Linked DNA regions of Homo sapiens: all the other regions are linked to region 1. A link is a contact called in ENCODE Hi-C or POLR2A ChIA-PET data. All regions are on one chromosome and are shown on one strand. Each heading gives the region's core, a stretch centred on a gene start or an enhancer-like site at or near the end of the contact. The rest is flanking DNA. Distances are from core to core; before and after follow the strand shown.

Evidence for each region. Hi-C counts contacts between places; a loop is a spot of excess contacts on that map. ChIA-PET counts read pairs that join two places held with the same protein, here RNA polymerase II (POLR2A). Pooled maps may share reads with other maps.
Region 2: a loop to region 1 is called in a pooled map, with 3 times the contacts of the local background. The contact joins the promoter of GALK1 here to the promoter of SRP68 in region 1. A Hi-C loop is called at or near these places in 11 of 50 pooled maps. POLR2A ChIA-PET finds 5 or more read pairs at or near these places in 3 of 52 experiments (H1, activated CD4-positive, alpha-beta T cell and activated naive CD4-positive, alpha-beta T cell).
Region 3: a loop to region 1 is called in a pooled map, with 4 times the contacts of the local background. The contact joins the enhancer-like site here to the promoter of SRP68 in region 1. A Hi-C loop is called at or near these places in 1 of 37 single-sample maps with no recorded cell type and 5 of 50 pooled maps. POLR2A ChIA-PET finds 5 or more read pairs at or near these places in 1 of 52 experiments (HepG2).
Region 4: a loop to region 1 is called in a map with no recorded cell type, with 7 times the contacts of the local background. The contact joins the promoter of SAP30BP here to the promoter of SRP68 in region 1. A Hi-C loop is called at or near these places in 1 of 37 single-sample maps with no recorded cell type and 7 of 50 pooled maps. POLR2A ChIA-PET finds 5 or more read pairs at or near these places in 3 of 52 experiments (activated CD8-positive, alpha-beta memory T cell, activated naive CD8-positive, alpha-beta T cell and naive thymus-derived CD4-positive, alpha-beta T cell).
Region 5: a pooled map shows a loop between it and region 1 (3-fold over the local background). The contact joins the enhancer-like site here to the promoter of SRP68 in region 1. A Hi-C loop is called at or near these places in 2 of 50 pooled maps. POLR2A ChIA-PET finds 5 or more read pairs at or near these places in 3 of 52 experiments (CD4-positive, alpha-beta T cell, H1 and activated naive CD8-positive, alpha-beta T cell).

The regions. Positions count from the first base shown.
Region 1 is chr17:76,071,229-76,074,053 of GRCh38, reverse strand. SRP68 (signal recognition particle 68) reads left to right here and starts at 1,537. Exons shown (of 16, transcript NM_014230.4): 1 at 1,537-1,746. The coding sequence starts at 1,563. It also overlaps a transcript of GALR2 not described here. RefSeq lists enhancers at 595-1,422, 1,375-1,424, 1,423-2,250.
Region 2 is chr17:75,763,789-75,766,488 of GRCh38, reverse strand. GALK1 (galactokinase 1) reads left to right here and starts at 1,297. Exons shown (of 8, transcript NM_000154.2): 1 at 1,297-1,517; 2 at 2,403-2,592. The coding sequence starts at 1,353. RefSeq lists silencers at 1,133-1,322, 1,553-1,702 and enhancers at 1,813-2,042, 2,073-2,282.
Region 3 is chr17:76,480,037-76,482,736 of GRCh38, reverse strand. It overlaps RHBDF2 (rhomboid 5 homolog 2), which reads left to right. Exons shown (of 19, transcript NM_001005498.4): 3 at 1,192-1,362. The coding sequence starts at 1,213. Among named protein-coding and RNA genes, the nearest start is that of AANAT, 14 kb to the right of the region's middle. RefSeq lists silencers at 865-914, 975-1,074, 1,895-1,964. Within about 2 kb of position 1,441, at least 14 of the 41 ENCODE cell types and tissues checked have a DNase peak (open chromatin) inside an H3K27ac peak, as active enhancers do.
Region 4 is chr17:75,666,017-75,668,742 of GRCh38, reverse strand. SAP30BP (SAP30 binding protein) reads right to left here and starts at 1,405. Exons shown (of 11, transcript NM_013260.8): 1 at 1,265-1,405; 2 at 118-227. The coding sequence starts at 1,370. RECQL5 (RecQ like helicase 5) reads left to right here and starts at 1,589. Exons shown (of 20, transcript NM_004259.7): 1 at 1,589-1,699; 2 at 2,172-2,315. The coding sequence starts at 2,186. RefSeq lists enhancers at 1,164-1,413, 1,584-1,683, 1,265-2,464.
Region 5 is chr17:75,686,973-75,689,672 of GRCh38, reverse strand. All of the region lies in intron 3 of SAP30BP (SAP30 binding protein), which reads right to left. Among named protein-coding and RNA genes, the nearest start is that of SAP30BP-AS1, 3.5 kb to the right of the region's middle. RefSeq lists enhancers at 537-1,036, 1,037-1,538. Within about 2 kb of position 1,297, at least 14 of the 41 ENCODE cell types and tissues checked have a DNase peak (open chromatin) inside an H3K27ac peak, as active enhancers do; they include CD4-positive, alpha-beta T cell, where a contact is called at or near this core.

The sequences.
Region 1 (2,825 bases), core at 288-2,787:
CTGCCTCAGCCTCCCGAGTAGCTGGGATGACGGGCGCCTGCCACCACGCCTGGCTTATTTTCGTATTTTTAGTAGAAATGGGGTTTCACCATGTTGGCCAAGCTGGTCTCAAACTCCTGACCTCAAGTGATCCGCCCACCTCGGCCTCCCAAAGTGCTGGGATTACAGGCGTAAGCCACCGAGCCCGGCCACCTTTTTCCCTTCTCTTACCCATTGAACGTTTTCCCTCCAATTCAATCCAATATACTGAGCATCTATTGTGTCAGGCTCTGTCTTTGGCTCCATGCCTCAGTTTCCTCAGCTGTAACAAGGAAATGGTAACACTTCCTTCTAAGAGGGATCTGCTGAGAAAGGAATGAGATGTATGGGAGAGTTAGTTAAATCTGAATGCATCAGATCCTTATTCTTTTTCTCCTGACCTTATTCCGTATACCTTGAGGAAATTCAAAATAGAGTTCAGGGCCGGGCGCGGTGGTTCACGCCTGTAATCCCAGCACTTTGGGAGGCCGAGGCGGGCGGATCACGAGGTCAGGAGATCGAGACCATCCTGACCAACATGGTGAAACCCCGTCTCCACTAAAAATACAAAAATTAGCGGGACGTGGTGGCAGGCGCCTGTAATCCCAGCTACTCGGGAGGCTGAGGCAGGAGAATGGCTTGAACCCAGGAGGCAGAGGTTGCAGTGAGCCGAGATCACACCATTGCACTCCAGCCTGGGCAACAAGAGCGAAACTCTATCTAAAAAAAAAAAAAAAATCCGTCATTTAATCTTCCTAACAACCACTTAAATTGGTTATCCCCATTTCATAGATGAAGGAACAGATTTACAGGGAGATTAAGTTACGTGCCCAACATGTCCCTGCCGCTAATGACGGAGCGGGGATTGGAATCCCAGGTCTCAGACTCTAGAAGGTGCAAAGCAAAAATTCATATTTTCCCATGTCTCAACACTTCTCCCTCTTTGGACTGACGGCCCCAAAGTGCAGTGGTCCACGGCCCCAAGCGGTCTGAGAAAGTCACCCCGTTAGGACACCGTCTGCTGACTGCGCAGCGCTTCCTCCGGCTTGGCGTTCTTACGGCCAGCCTCAGAGGAAAGGGCAGGCAGAGGCGGGTCCCTTACGGACGGGGTGTCCCGTTCCGGTAGGGAGGACCCCATCTCTTGAGTCCCTGGGGATGCAGACACCCCGAAATCCAGTATCTTTGGTCTCCTGCTTTCTGCTGGGCAGGACGTGAACCAGATCCCCAGTCCAGGATGCAGGACCTGGGGTCCACCTCCGGTTCTCCGCCCTTAGTGGGTGGGAGGTGGGACTGCCCCCTGAGATCTCAGCAGCCACGGTCTCACTGCGGCCTCAAGTCCCCACCTAGCCAGCCACAATTCCGGACCCGGGATGACAGGATCCCTCGCGCAGGCGCGCTCCAGCACATGGCGCCCTGCTGCAGCAAGGGCCGACGGCGGCGGAGTCCGCCGCTATCCCATCAGCCCGGCCAGGCAGGTCCAGCTCTCACCCGCCCAGGTCGTCCCGCCTCCCCTATCCCGTCTTGCTCTGCGGCGCAGGGGCAAGATGGCTGCTGAGAAGCAGGTCCCAGGCGGCGGCGGCGGCGGCGGCAGTGGCGGCGGCGGTGGCAGTGGCGGCGGCGGTAGCGGCGGTGGACGTGGTGCCGGAGGGGAAGAAAATAAAGAAAACGAACGCCCTTCGGCCGGATCGAAGGCAAACAAAGAATTTGGGGATAGCCTGAGTTTGGAGAGTATCCTAGAGTAATCGGGCCTAACTCGCAATGATTACGTGTCGAACTGGAGGGCTGGGGGCGGGAGAGGCGGCGGGTCCCGACAAGTCCTGGCAGGAGAGGCCGAGGGTTGCAGTTTCTCTCGCCCTTACCTTTTGGTGCTCAGAATTCCGGGGGGGGTCTGTCTCTCGACTAGTCTTTCCTCGTGTCCCCCTCGCCGTCCTGGCTAGGTCCGTTTCTTCCAGTGGCACTGGGATATCAGGCAGGTTTCCCCTGGTGCCCCGCAGTTGTCCAGTTGGAGGGCTTGTGACCAAGTGACACCTTGAGCACCTTGCTTTGGCACCTTGAGCCACTGAACTGGGGAGAGGAAACTGCAGTCTTGACATTTGGCTTAATACTCTTGTCTGACAGTCGTCATAGACTGAGTAGTAAAACCTACAGCTCGATACTTTGAAAGTGGAGGTAAAGATTGACTCAGGAAAAGCTTGTTGCCCATTTTGATTGTAAGTTACCGTAGTTAATATCGATTGTGTCATTTTTTTCTGATCGGTCTGTAGGCATTTTATCTTGCTGACAGTCATTCATATAAGCTGGAGGAATCGGTTTCTAGTTTCCATCAGTGTGTATCTCAACCAAGTGCTTGTGGTACTAGTTTGTGACCTTTTGAAATGAATAACAAATGGAGAAAACGTAGGCGAGTTTCTGAAATAACACATTCAACTTGACATCTTAATGTGCTTAAAGTTCTCAGGCGCTTGGAGTTAAATATTTTGAATTACTGGTAATAGTTCCAAGTAGACGCTAGCGAGCCCTGATTTTACTGAGACCTTTATATCTCTTTGTCCCGTTTTAGTAATTTAAAGAGTCCTTTTAGCGTTCACTATTTTAAAATATGTCTCTAGAGAAGTGTTGAGGAAACATTAAAACTATACCTATATAGATGAAGGTCATTGGACTTTCTAAAGATTAGTACATAATCTTAAATATTTTAAGATTATTAAAAGGAGAATCTGGCCATTCTTCTTTTGAAAGAAAAACCTTAATACTTTTATGCAAACTGTAGCCTAGCTTGGTTGACATGTGCTAATCATAGACTCTCT
Region 2 (2,700 bases), core at 48-2,547, 310 kb after region 1:
AAAACTGTACCCCTATGTTTTCTTCTAAGAGTTTTCAGAATTGCCCTTGGAATGCAGTTCCCCACTCTTTGGGCACACCCCTGAGCAGGCCCCAAGCTAAATCCCTGGCCATAACTCCCCACACTACTCCCACCCTAACCCCAAGCAAGCTGCTTACATTTCAGTCTTTCAGTTTCAAGGTTCCATGTAGGGTGGGCAGCTGTGGACAGGTATCAAGGCAGCAGTTGGGGCCGGCCAGCAGGTTTAGGATGCAGGATAGCAAGAGAAGAGTGCCTGACTGGGAACAAGGCCACGCCTCTGAGACAAGGGCTTCTGGGCTGAAGTAGTGCCTGCTGGGGCCAACAGCACAACCTACCTGGACAGCTGTGGCAGGTCCTTAAGGGAGGGGCTGGGCCCACTGCTGGCCACCGCCACCCTAGTCCAATTCTCCATTGCTAGGAGCTGTTGCGTATTACCTAGAAAAGGAGCTTGTAAAATTGACTCTCTGGTCACCACCAAACTTGTCTTTTTTTTTTTTGAGACAGAGTTTTGCTCTTGTTGCCCAGGCTGGAGTGCAATGGTGTGATCTCAGCTCACCGAAACCTCCGCCTCCCAGGTTCAAGTGATTCTCCTGCCTCAGCCTCCCGAGTAGCTGGGATTACAGGCATGAGCCACCATGCCCAGCTAATTTTGTATTTTTTAGTAGAGATGGGGTTTCTCCATGTTGGTCAGGCTGGTCTCCAACTCCCGACCTCAGGTGATCTGCACACCTCGGCCTCCCAAAGTGCTGGGATTACAGGCGTGAGCCACTGCGCCCGGCCCAAACTTGTCTGTCTTTATCTCTACTTACAGTGAGTGTCAGGTCACCCTCTTGGAGACCGGTGATCAGAGGCTGATGACCTCTCACAGCTGCTGGCCCTGGGGACCTAGGGGATCCCTTTGGGAATCCCAGGTCAACCGGGTGCCAGCTCCATTGCTCTGGCTGTGTGGGTGGTGGTGGGTGGTGAGGCACATAGAAAGTCACCAGCGCCAGGGAAGGGCAGCTCAGAAATCCTGGTCATGCCAAGTGCCACTCAGGGCTATTCTCACTCTAGTGAGTGCTCATTGGTTCTTCCCGAAGTCCAGAGGGAAGGACACCATCGGGGGCGCTGTATCCCACCCGGCACCATTAGCCCCTGCCACCCACCACCCAGCAGCTGGATTCCCACGGGAGTTGCGGGTGGGGGCGGAACCGGCTGAGGTCTGGGGGCGGGGCGTCCGGGCGCGGGGCGGGGCTGGCGGGAATGTGCGCACCCCCGCGCGGGGCCCCGCCCGAGCATCCCGCGCCGACGGGGCTGTGCCGGAGCAGCTGTGCAGAGCTGCAGGCGCGCGTCATGGCTGCTTTGAGACAGCCCCAGGTCGCGGAGCTGCTGGCCGAGGCCCGGCGAGCCTTCCGGGAGGAGTTCGGGGCCGAGCCCGAGCTGGCCGTGTCAGCGCCGGGCCGCGTCAACCTCATCGGGGAACACACGGACTACAACCAGGGCCTGGTGCTGCCTATGGTGAGGGGCTGCACGGGGAGCCCCTAGCCCGCCGCCGCCTGTCCCGGCCGCCGAGGAGGGCGGGCCTCGGGGACGCTGGGGGCGAGTTCTTCCCGCGGGAGATGTGGGGCGGGCAGCTGCGCCTGGAGCACCGGTGCACGGAAGAGTCCCCGGGACAGGCTGTTCCCCACGTTGGAAGGGAGGAAGCGAGGAAGTGGCCGGGAGAGGGTGCGCGGCCGCCTCTTGGCTCAAGCCCGCCCTCTGGGGGCTGGGGCTCCTCGCCTTCAACCTGGGAGCATGTTCCCCTTAAACTGTGAGGCCCTGTGTGCCACGCAGAAGGGGACACTCCGCGCCTCCGGCCACCGTGGGGCCCCAACCGCAGACCTGGGCGAACGTAGCCTTCTGGCCCAGCCCGTTCAATTTACAGAGGAGGAAACTGAGGCCTAGAGAGGCCCAGTGAACTGCTGGAGGTCACACAGCAGGTTCTTGGCGGGGCTGCGACTTGGGAGTGAGGACTCCCAGCTTTCAGCGGGGGGCGCTTTCCGCCCCATCTGCAGCTTGGGGAGTGCACAGGTACAGGATGTCCAGAGCCACCCCAAAATGTAAAGGCTTTGGAGCTCCAGTGATCTGTTTTCCCTTTGGGCTAGCTCTCCCCCTTGCCCCACAGCTCAGGGCAGAGTCCAGGTCTGTGCTCCAGCTGCAGCCGCCCCGCCCCTGAAGACCTAAGGGGGCAGGGCTCAAGCCCCCAAGGTCAGCTGGCCCTCAGGATCTTCCCTGCGACGCTGAACCTGGAGGTTCAGAACCTGATGACTGTGGAGGCATCAGAACCTCGGCTGGAGGCAGTGTCATTGGAGAGGCTTACTCCAGCTGGCGGAAGCCTCACGTACTGCTTGTCTCTCCTGCCAGGCTCTGGAGCTCATGACGGTGCTGGTGGGCAGCCCCCGCAAGGATGGGCTGGTGTCTCTCCTCACCACCTCTGAGGGTGCCGATGAGCCCCAGCGGCTGCAGTTTCCACTGCCCACAGCCCAGCGCTCGCTGGAGCCTGGGACTCCTCGGTGGGCCAACTATGTCAAGGGAGTGATTCAGTACTACCCAGGTATGGGGCCCAGGCCTGAGCCAAGTCCTCACTGATACTAGGAGTGCCACCTCACAGCCACAGAGCCCATTCATTTGTCTGATACACTGTGGGGAAGGCTTGTAGAGT
Region 3 (2,700 bases), core at 192-2,691, 410 kb before region 1:
CAGTGGCATGATCTTGGCTCACTGCAACCTCTGCCTCCTGGGTTCAAGCAATTCTCGTGCCTCAGCCTCCCAAGTAGCTGGGATTATAGGCATGCGCCACCACACCTGGCTAATTTTGTATTTTTAGTAGAGACAGGGTTTTACCATGTTGGCCAGGCTGGTCTCAAACTCCTGACCTCAGGTGATCCACCTACCTCGGCCTCCCAAAGTGCTGGGATTACAGGCATGAGCCACGCACCCAGCCAGTTTTAGTTATCTTTGAAAAATGAACTGGGGCTGGGCACAGTGAGCTTGCACCTGTAATCCCAGCACTTGGGAGGCCAAGGCAGGCAGATGGCTTAAGCCCAGGAGTTCCAGACCAGCCTGGCTAACATGGAGAGACCCCCACCTCTACAGAAAAAAGACAAGAAAAATAAACTGGGTGGCCTTGGGGGACAGGGACCAGCACAGTAGGTTTCTCATCTCTCGGCCCACCTCGGCCTCCCCAAGTGCTGGTATTACAGGTGTGAGCCACCGTCCCTGGCCTGCATCTTCATGCTCTTTTCAGGGTTTGGTTCTTGCCTCAAGCGGAGAGATCAGAAATTGAATGAGGTAGTAAGTTGAGGACCTCCCAGACCCATATGGTCCGGGATGCAAATGATGGTCAGAAATAGACCTCACTCCAACCACTGGGCCTGAGGTTCAGCCTGGTTCAGGCTGGGTTTAGTCCCCAGGGATGGTTTGTTTTTGGTTTTGTGTGTGTGTGTGTGTGTGTGTGTGTGTGTGTGTGTGTGTGTGTGTGTGTTTTCAGACAGAGTCTTGCTCTGTCGCCAGGCTGGAGTGCAGTGGCGCGATCTCGGCTTACTATAACCGCTGCCTCCTGGGTTCAAGCCATCCTGCCTCAGCCTCCCGAGTAGCTGGGATTACAGGCACGTGCCACCACGCCTAGCTAATTTTTTGTATTTTTAGTAGAGACGGGGTTTCACCATGTTGGCCAGGATGGTCTCGATCTCCTGACCTCGTGATCCCCCCACCTCGGCCTCCCAAAGTGCTGGGATTACAGGCGTGAGCCACCGCGCCCAGCCGCCCAGAGATGTTTGAACCAACTTTAGGCAAGTTGGTTCTTGGTCTGGGCTGCGTGCCCTGGCGTCAGGGTCCTGACACTGCGCCACCCCGCACCGCCCACCGCTGCTCTCCCGGTCTCCATTCCAGCCCTCCCGCCTCCTGCCCACAATGGCCTCTGCTGACAAGAATGGCGGGAGCGTGTCCTCTGTGTCCAGCAGCCGCCTGCAGAGCCGGAAGCCACCCAACCTCTCCATCACCATCCCGCCACCCGAGAAAGAGACCCAGGCCCCTGGCGAGCAGGACAGCATGCTGCCTGAGGTAAGGGGGCTGGCCTGGGGGCTCACTGTTCTGCCGTAGGTAACAGATGTACCCACGTGACACTTTCTGGTCAGTTTCACTTCCCAGAGGGGCTCCTTCCTGAGCCACAGCTGCTGTCTGTGCAGCCCTTGACTCGGGCCCTACCCCCTCCTTCCTGGGCCCGAAATATCACAGGGAGTAAAGCCAGGAACCGGGCTCACTCTCATCGTGGTCAGGGGCACACAGGAAGGGCCAGCCCCAAGAAAGTGCTTGCTGGTAACCCTGGGGCCCTGGCTGTTCTCATTTCACCCCCTAGGCCTGGACTCTCAGTCTCTCTTCTGAGGGCTGGGGGCTTTCTTTGACATGGGTGAGCAGGGGACAGTGTCTCCCTGGCATCAGCAGCCCGCCTAGGCAGTGTCCGCTTCCTTTGGGAGGACGAGAACAGATCAGTGTTTCTGACAGTCTGGTCTAGTGCCCCATAAAGAGCTCATTGAAAACCGGCTTGTGGCAGCGTGGGCTTCCTGCACAGTCTGGAGTATAAAGGGAAGCGATGTTAACGCCCCCCGTTCACCCGAGAGCTCTGCAGAAGACACAGCAGCAGGCAGGAGCGTCATGGTGCAGAGGGGAGGGACTGGATGAGGAGTTAGGAAAACACACGCTGGCCTTGACGGAGAAAAGTTAGACAATGGCGATTTTAAATTCAGAATGAGGCTGGGCGAGGTCGCCTCATGCCTGTAATCTCATCACTTTGGGAGGCTGAGGCAGCCAGATCACTTGAGCCCAGGAGTTCGAGACCAGACTAGACAACATAGCAAGACTCTGTCTCTGCAAAAAAAATTAAAAAAGAGCTGGGTGTGGTGGCACATGCCTGTAATCCCAGCTACTTAGGACACTGAGGTAGAAGGCTTGCTTGAGCCTGGGAGGTCGAGGCTCCAGTGAGCTATGATGGTGCCACTGCCCTCCAACCTGGGCAACAGAGCAAGACTCTGTCCCAAAAAATATATATATAGGCCGGGCATGGTAGCTCATGCCTGTAATCCCAGCACTTTGGGAGGCCGAGGCGGCCAGATCACTTGAGGTCAGGCAGGAGTTCGAGACCAGCCTGGCCAACATGGTGAAACCCCGTCTCTACTAAAAATACAAAAATTAGCCGGGTGTGGTGGCACATGCCTATAGTCCCAGCTACTCAGGAGGCTGAGGCAGAAGAATCGCTTGAACCTGGGAGGCGGAGGTGTCAGTGAGTCGAGACCACACCACTGCACTCCAGCCTGGACAATACAGTGAGATTCCATCTCCAAAAAAAAAAAAAAAAAAAAAAAAAAAATATATATATATATATATATACATATACAAACACAC
Region 4 (2,726 bases), core at 156-2,655, 410 kb after region 1:
AAAACGGGAGAGCAAGGGATGGAGCTAACCATGAAATGGAACACTGTTGGCACAGTTCCAAAATCTGACAAATGAAATTGTGCTTTCAGTAGCTCTGGATCTGGGAGATTTACCTACCGACTGTCTACTGTTCTCATCTTCTTCTTCTTCATAACCATCTTCATCACCCCCTAGACGAGAAAAGTCATCCTCCCCATAGGCATCAGATACCAATCCGCCTTTCTCCTCTGAAAGGTTAAAAAACAAACAAACAAACAAAAAGCAAGAAAAAAAAAACAAGAGTTACAATGTAAGAAAAAATGTCCAGAGATTTGAGTGGCCAAGACTATCTCTGAAGATACAAAGGGAACCTAAATCTCATGTTAAGTTACAATAGGCCCAGATTCGGCTCTCTGAGAAGGCCAGCATTTACTGAATAAAATCATTAAAAGGTCAGGGAACAAAACCGAGTACTAAATTCTGTTTCTAATGCTATAAACACTAGATAAACACTAAAGTGTTTATAGGAAACCATCAGAGAACTTTCTGACTGGAAGAGACCACACAAAATCACAAAACATGGAAGTACCTAACCTAATCCAATCCCCTTCACTTTCCAGATGAGGAAGCTAAGGTCCTGATATGTTGTTAGGTAACTTGTTCTTTATTCTCCCAAAGGAATCTGTTTCCATTATCTAACATTGTGCTTCTCAACCTGAGGAGGAGAACATCACCGTTAGGCTTTAAAAACTCACAAAATAAGAAAAATCACCTGGGATCCTTAAAAAGTTCACAAATGCCCACATCCTACCCCAGTTCTACCGAATTAGGTTCTCTCACTTTGGGCATCAGATACGTTTGTTTTTAAAAGCTCCAAGATGTGTTTAGGGCACATTCCTAACTAAAAGTTATAAAGTTAACGAACACAATCTTTACCATCTTCCACGTATGTTTTACTTATCGCTCTCCCTCATCAAACAACGAGCCCAGGGGAAACAGGCAGTGGCTGAGCAGCCGCTCCCTCTTCGTCCATCCCTCTGTCTATCACTATAGCCGGCACGGAGTCTTTCAGTAAGTTTAGGCAAATTAATCGAAATAACGGGAAGGAGATTCTTCATTCTTAGTCCACAGTCTCTAATGCTCTATCTCACCCCGGACCCTGGACCATTCTTCGGGGTCCGGTGCTTGGAGCACAATGACCATCTTGTTCCCTCCCGCCCAGCGAGGGTACAGCATTCCGGGCAGACACCCGATTCCCCCTTCCAGCTTCGCACTTGGGCCTTACCAGCCGCGCTGCCCACCGCCTCGATTCCAGCCTCGCCATCAGACTCGGGCTCTGAATCTTCCGCGTAAACTGCGAGAGACGACAGAACATTCTTCTTCCCCGCCATCTTATTCCCACAGCCCGGGCGTGGCTCACTCCTATGACTCAAGACGCCGACTTCCGGGCGGAAAGGCAGGTTCTTTCGGATCCCAGGAGACCCCCGCGCCACACTGGAAACCAATCAAAACGGCAGTTTCCTGCGCCTGGCTCCGCCCTCATGCCAGCGCTCGCGCTACGTCATCACTGCGCGACGGATATAAGATTGCGTGGGTTCTGCCTAAAGCTGAATTCCCAGCGCTTTGGCTTCTCTGAGTTGGGGTTGTGTATAGGGGTCTTCGAACAGTTCCGGAACCAGCCAGCAGCCTTTAATTCTTGGGCGGACCACGGCCGGTTCTGATATCTTAGGGTGAAGAGAGGGAGGTGTCGGCCAGCCAAGAGAGAAAATTGCGGATCTTGGGCTCAGGAAGACGGGAGAAGGGGTTCGGGGTCCCGGGGTGGAAGAACGGTCGTCGTGGTTGCGCTTATAGAAGTAGGAGCAGGTGGTGGATCTTAGGAAAACGGTTCCCCGTTCTCCAAGCTGTTCTGAAGACATTTATGTTTCTTCTCTTGATCTGATTTCTAGCTCTGTGCTATACCGTGGCCTGGAATAGTTCAATGTTTTCATTTTCATTGAGCGTAAAAGTGGAGATGTTAATTACTGAGGAATGTATTGCTTGAGGCAGTTCACCTTCAGCTTTATTACTTAAAAATAATACATTATTTAAGTGTAATATAGCAAATTGTTACAGAAAAATAATCTGTATTTTTAATGCAAAACAGAGGGTTCTCGTGGCAACCTTTTACTACCTTTGCCTTAACCTTTGGCCACTGTTCTTGGCTAAGATGAGCAGCCACCATACCACCTTTCCTTTTGACCCTGAGCGGCGAGTCCGGAGTACGCTGAAGAAGGTCTTTGGGTTTGACTCTTTTAAGACGCCTTTACAGGAGAGTGCGACCATGGCTGTAGTAAAAGGTAACATTACCAAGCTACCTTCCTTTAAATTTATGCTGGCTATACCATAACGCTGCGGCAGAACACCCTCCTCCTCACCCTTCGTACTGCCTCACCTTTGGTCCATAACTGGATTTGGAAATCTTTAGAGTTGTCAAAGCTTGTAGTTTCGTTTATTTGTTTTAATTAGAGATGGGGTCTTGGCATGTTGCTCAGGCTGGTCTCCAAATCCTGGGCTCAGGCAATCCTCCCACCTCGGCCTCCCAAGGTGCTGGGATTACAAGCATGAGCCACCACGCCCGGCCCAAAGCTTGTAGTTTTAGTGGCAGAACCACCCAGCTGGTCTATATTTCATAGCTAGATTTACACATGGTCTTTGAAAACACTTCAGATTCTCATTATTGTTCGTTTGTACACACAAACGAACAGCAA
Region 5 (2,700 bases), core at 48-2,547, 380 kb after region 1:
TGGCCTTCAGGTAGAAATTCTCAGTTGGTTAAAGTAATGAGCTCATCCTGGATGTCTAGTCACCAGGCATCTGTCTACATCAGCCAGAGGGCATGGAACCCGCAGCCCAGAGACATGAGCAACAACACACAGCCAGAACAGGCTGAGGGCTTTTCACCCAGTTCCTAAGGAAGGTGAAAACAAAGCACCTCACCTAGGAAAGGAAGGCTGCTCCTGGGAGAAAAGACTAGGCCCACCTCTTCAGCCCCCTCATTCAATTCCAATCAAGACACAAGGAAAAACAGGCTGGGGGAGTTGGGAGGCTGAGGTGCGCAGATCACTTGAGGCCAGGAGTTTGGGACCAGCCTGGACAACATGGTAAAACCTCCTCTCCACTAAAAATACAAAAATTAGCCGGGCATGGTGGTGCATGCCTGTAATCCCAGCTACTTGAGAGGTGGAGGTTGCAGTGAGCCGAGATTGCGCCACTGCACTCCAGCCTGAAAGAGCAAGATTGTCTCCAAAAAAAAAAAAAAAAGATACAAGGAAAAACGAAAAGACAAAAACAAAAGCCAAGTTAGAAAACAGAAAGGAGGAAAGAGGAAGTATGGTTTAAACGCTGAGCTGGTGGAGGACACCAATCTGAGCCGAGGTCTCCTCCTCTGCCTGCACCCCTCATCCACCCAGACCCCACCTGAGACTAAAGGCCCAACAACCAGAGCAGGAGGCGGCTGCGGCACACTGGGCGCTGTCCCTGGAGAAGAATAGTGATCTCAACCTGCCAATTTGGTTTCTTAACCAACTGTGACTGAGACTTGGAAGATGCAACTGTAGGTCAGTGGCAGGGGCCTGGTTCTCAAGAATTACAGAACCTGGAATATGGTTCCTCCTGCAGAGAATACAAAAGTCCAGCCATTGATGAAGCTGACTGGAGCGCAGGAAGGAAGTAACAACAATATAGACCCACGAAACTGGACAAGCTGCCATTTGAGCTGGGAGGATTTACTCAGCAGAGAAGTACCAAGTCCTGAGTAAGAGAATGGAGGTTTATTTACAGCCAACAATGCTTCCTCAATCCTTCCTGGAACCGGCCCCACAAAGCTCCAGTGTCAAACTTGAGTTCCACAAAGGCAGCCGCCAGCATCTAGATCCCACCAAATCTAAACGTCATGTTTTCTTTCCAGCTTCGGGAGTAGCGGGCACAGAGAAAGCACTCTGAACAGGGGCACAGGGCAGCCAGCCCCGAGGCCACAGGCAAGAATGCTACAGACTGGGGGTTTCCTGTTGGGCAATGTAATCTTGCATCTTACAAGTACGTGGCAGCTAGGGAGGCAGATTAGTAAAATGACTCCTTTCAAACCTTTATTCTCTCAGACCTGGGACAGCCCATGGCCTGATGAGATCTCACTTCACGAGCACAATAGCTCCTTAAAAACAGATCCTCACTGTGGCCCACGAGCCTTGAGGATTCCCTGCTGCCCATTTCAGCCTCTTCCTCCCCTTTCTGCACCCAGGATCTTTGCAATGCCTGCTCCCTGAAATCACCTTCTCCCCACTCCTGCCTAGAAAGCCCCGTGTAGGCCTCAGCCCAGCCCAGGGAAGCCTTCCTCTACCCTCATGCTCACCTGGCCGATGAAGACAAACTACTCTACTCTGTGTACTCACAAAAATCACCAAGTCTAATAGTCAGCCTGGTCCACAGAAGGTGCTCAAGCACTGACCTCTCTCTGTCTCTCTCACACACACACACACACACACACACACACACACACACACCCCAAACACTGTCAGTTTGTCTTCTGTCAAGTTTAGGTTCCACACCTACCTTCAGCTGTTATGTTTTAACTTCAGACTCCCAGCCTGGTCAACTCCACAGTGAGTTTCATGTGTAGATTCACTAGAAATGTCAGACGGACAGGCAGCAGAAGAGCAGCTAACAAAAGGGCTAGGCTTGCAATAAAAGTCTGCCAAGGGGCAGGAGAAGGTGGGGAGGGGACACCAACGCTGAATTACAAAAAAATTTCAAACCCAATTCTTTGTTCATCTTTCTGCATCATCTTTTTTTTTTTTTTTTTCCTGAGACAGGGTCTCACTCTGTCACACAGGCTGGAGTACACTGGCGCAATCATAGCTCATTGCAGCCTTGACCTCCTGGGCTCAAGCAATTCTCTTGCCTCAGCCTCCCAAGTAGCTGGGATTACAGGCATGCACCACCATGGCTGGCTAATTTTTAAATTTTTTGTAGAGATGGGGTCTCACTATGTTGCCCAGGCTGCTCTTGAACTCGTAGGCTCAAGCAATCCTCCTGCCACAGCCTCCCAAAATGCTGGGATTACAGGTGTGAGCCACCACATCTGGCCCTGCATCCTCTTTCCGAACACTGGGCCTAATGCTCCTAAATCCTAAGACAAAAATAATTACTGTATAGTTAATTCATTTATTTTTTCCACAGATAATTTATTGAGCATGATTTATACACCAAGCAATGGGCCAAGCATTGAGGATAAAATATGAAAACTCAATCTAGGGGAATAAGTTTAGGTATTATGCTAAGCTCTTCAATTAAGAATCTCATTTTTCACAACAGTCCCATGAAACTGTGCTCTTAACCATCAGGCAATACAGCTGCTTCAGAACAACTGCTATGCCATCCTCCAGAAACCCTCTTGTGGAGGCATCAAAGTAATAGTCAAAACAAGGTTTTCTGAGATCAATGTGAGT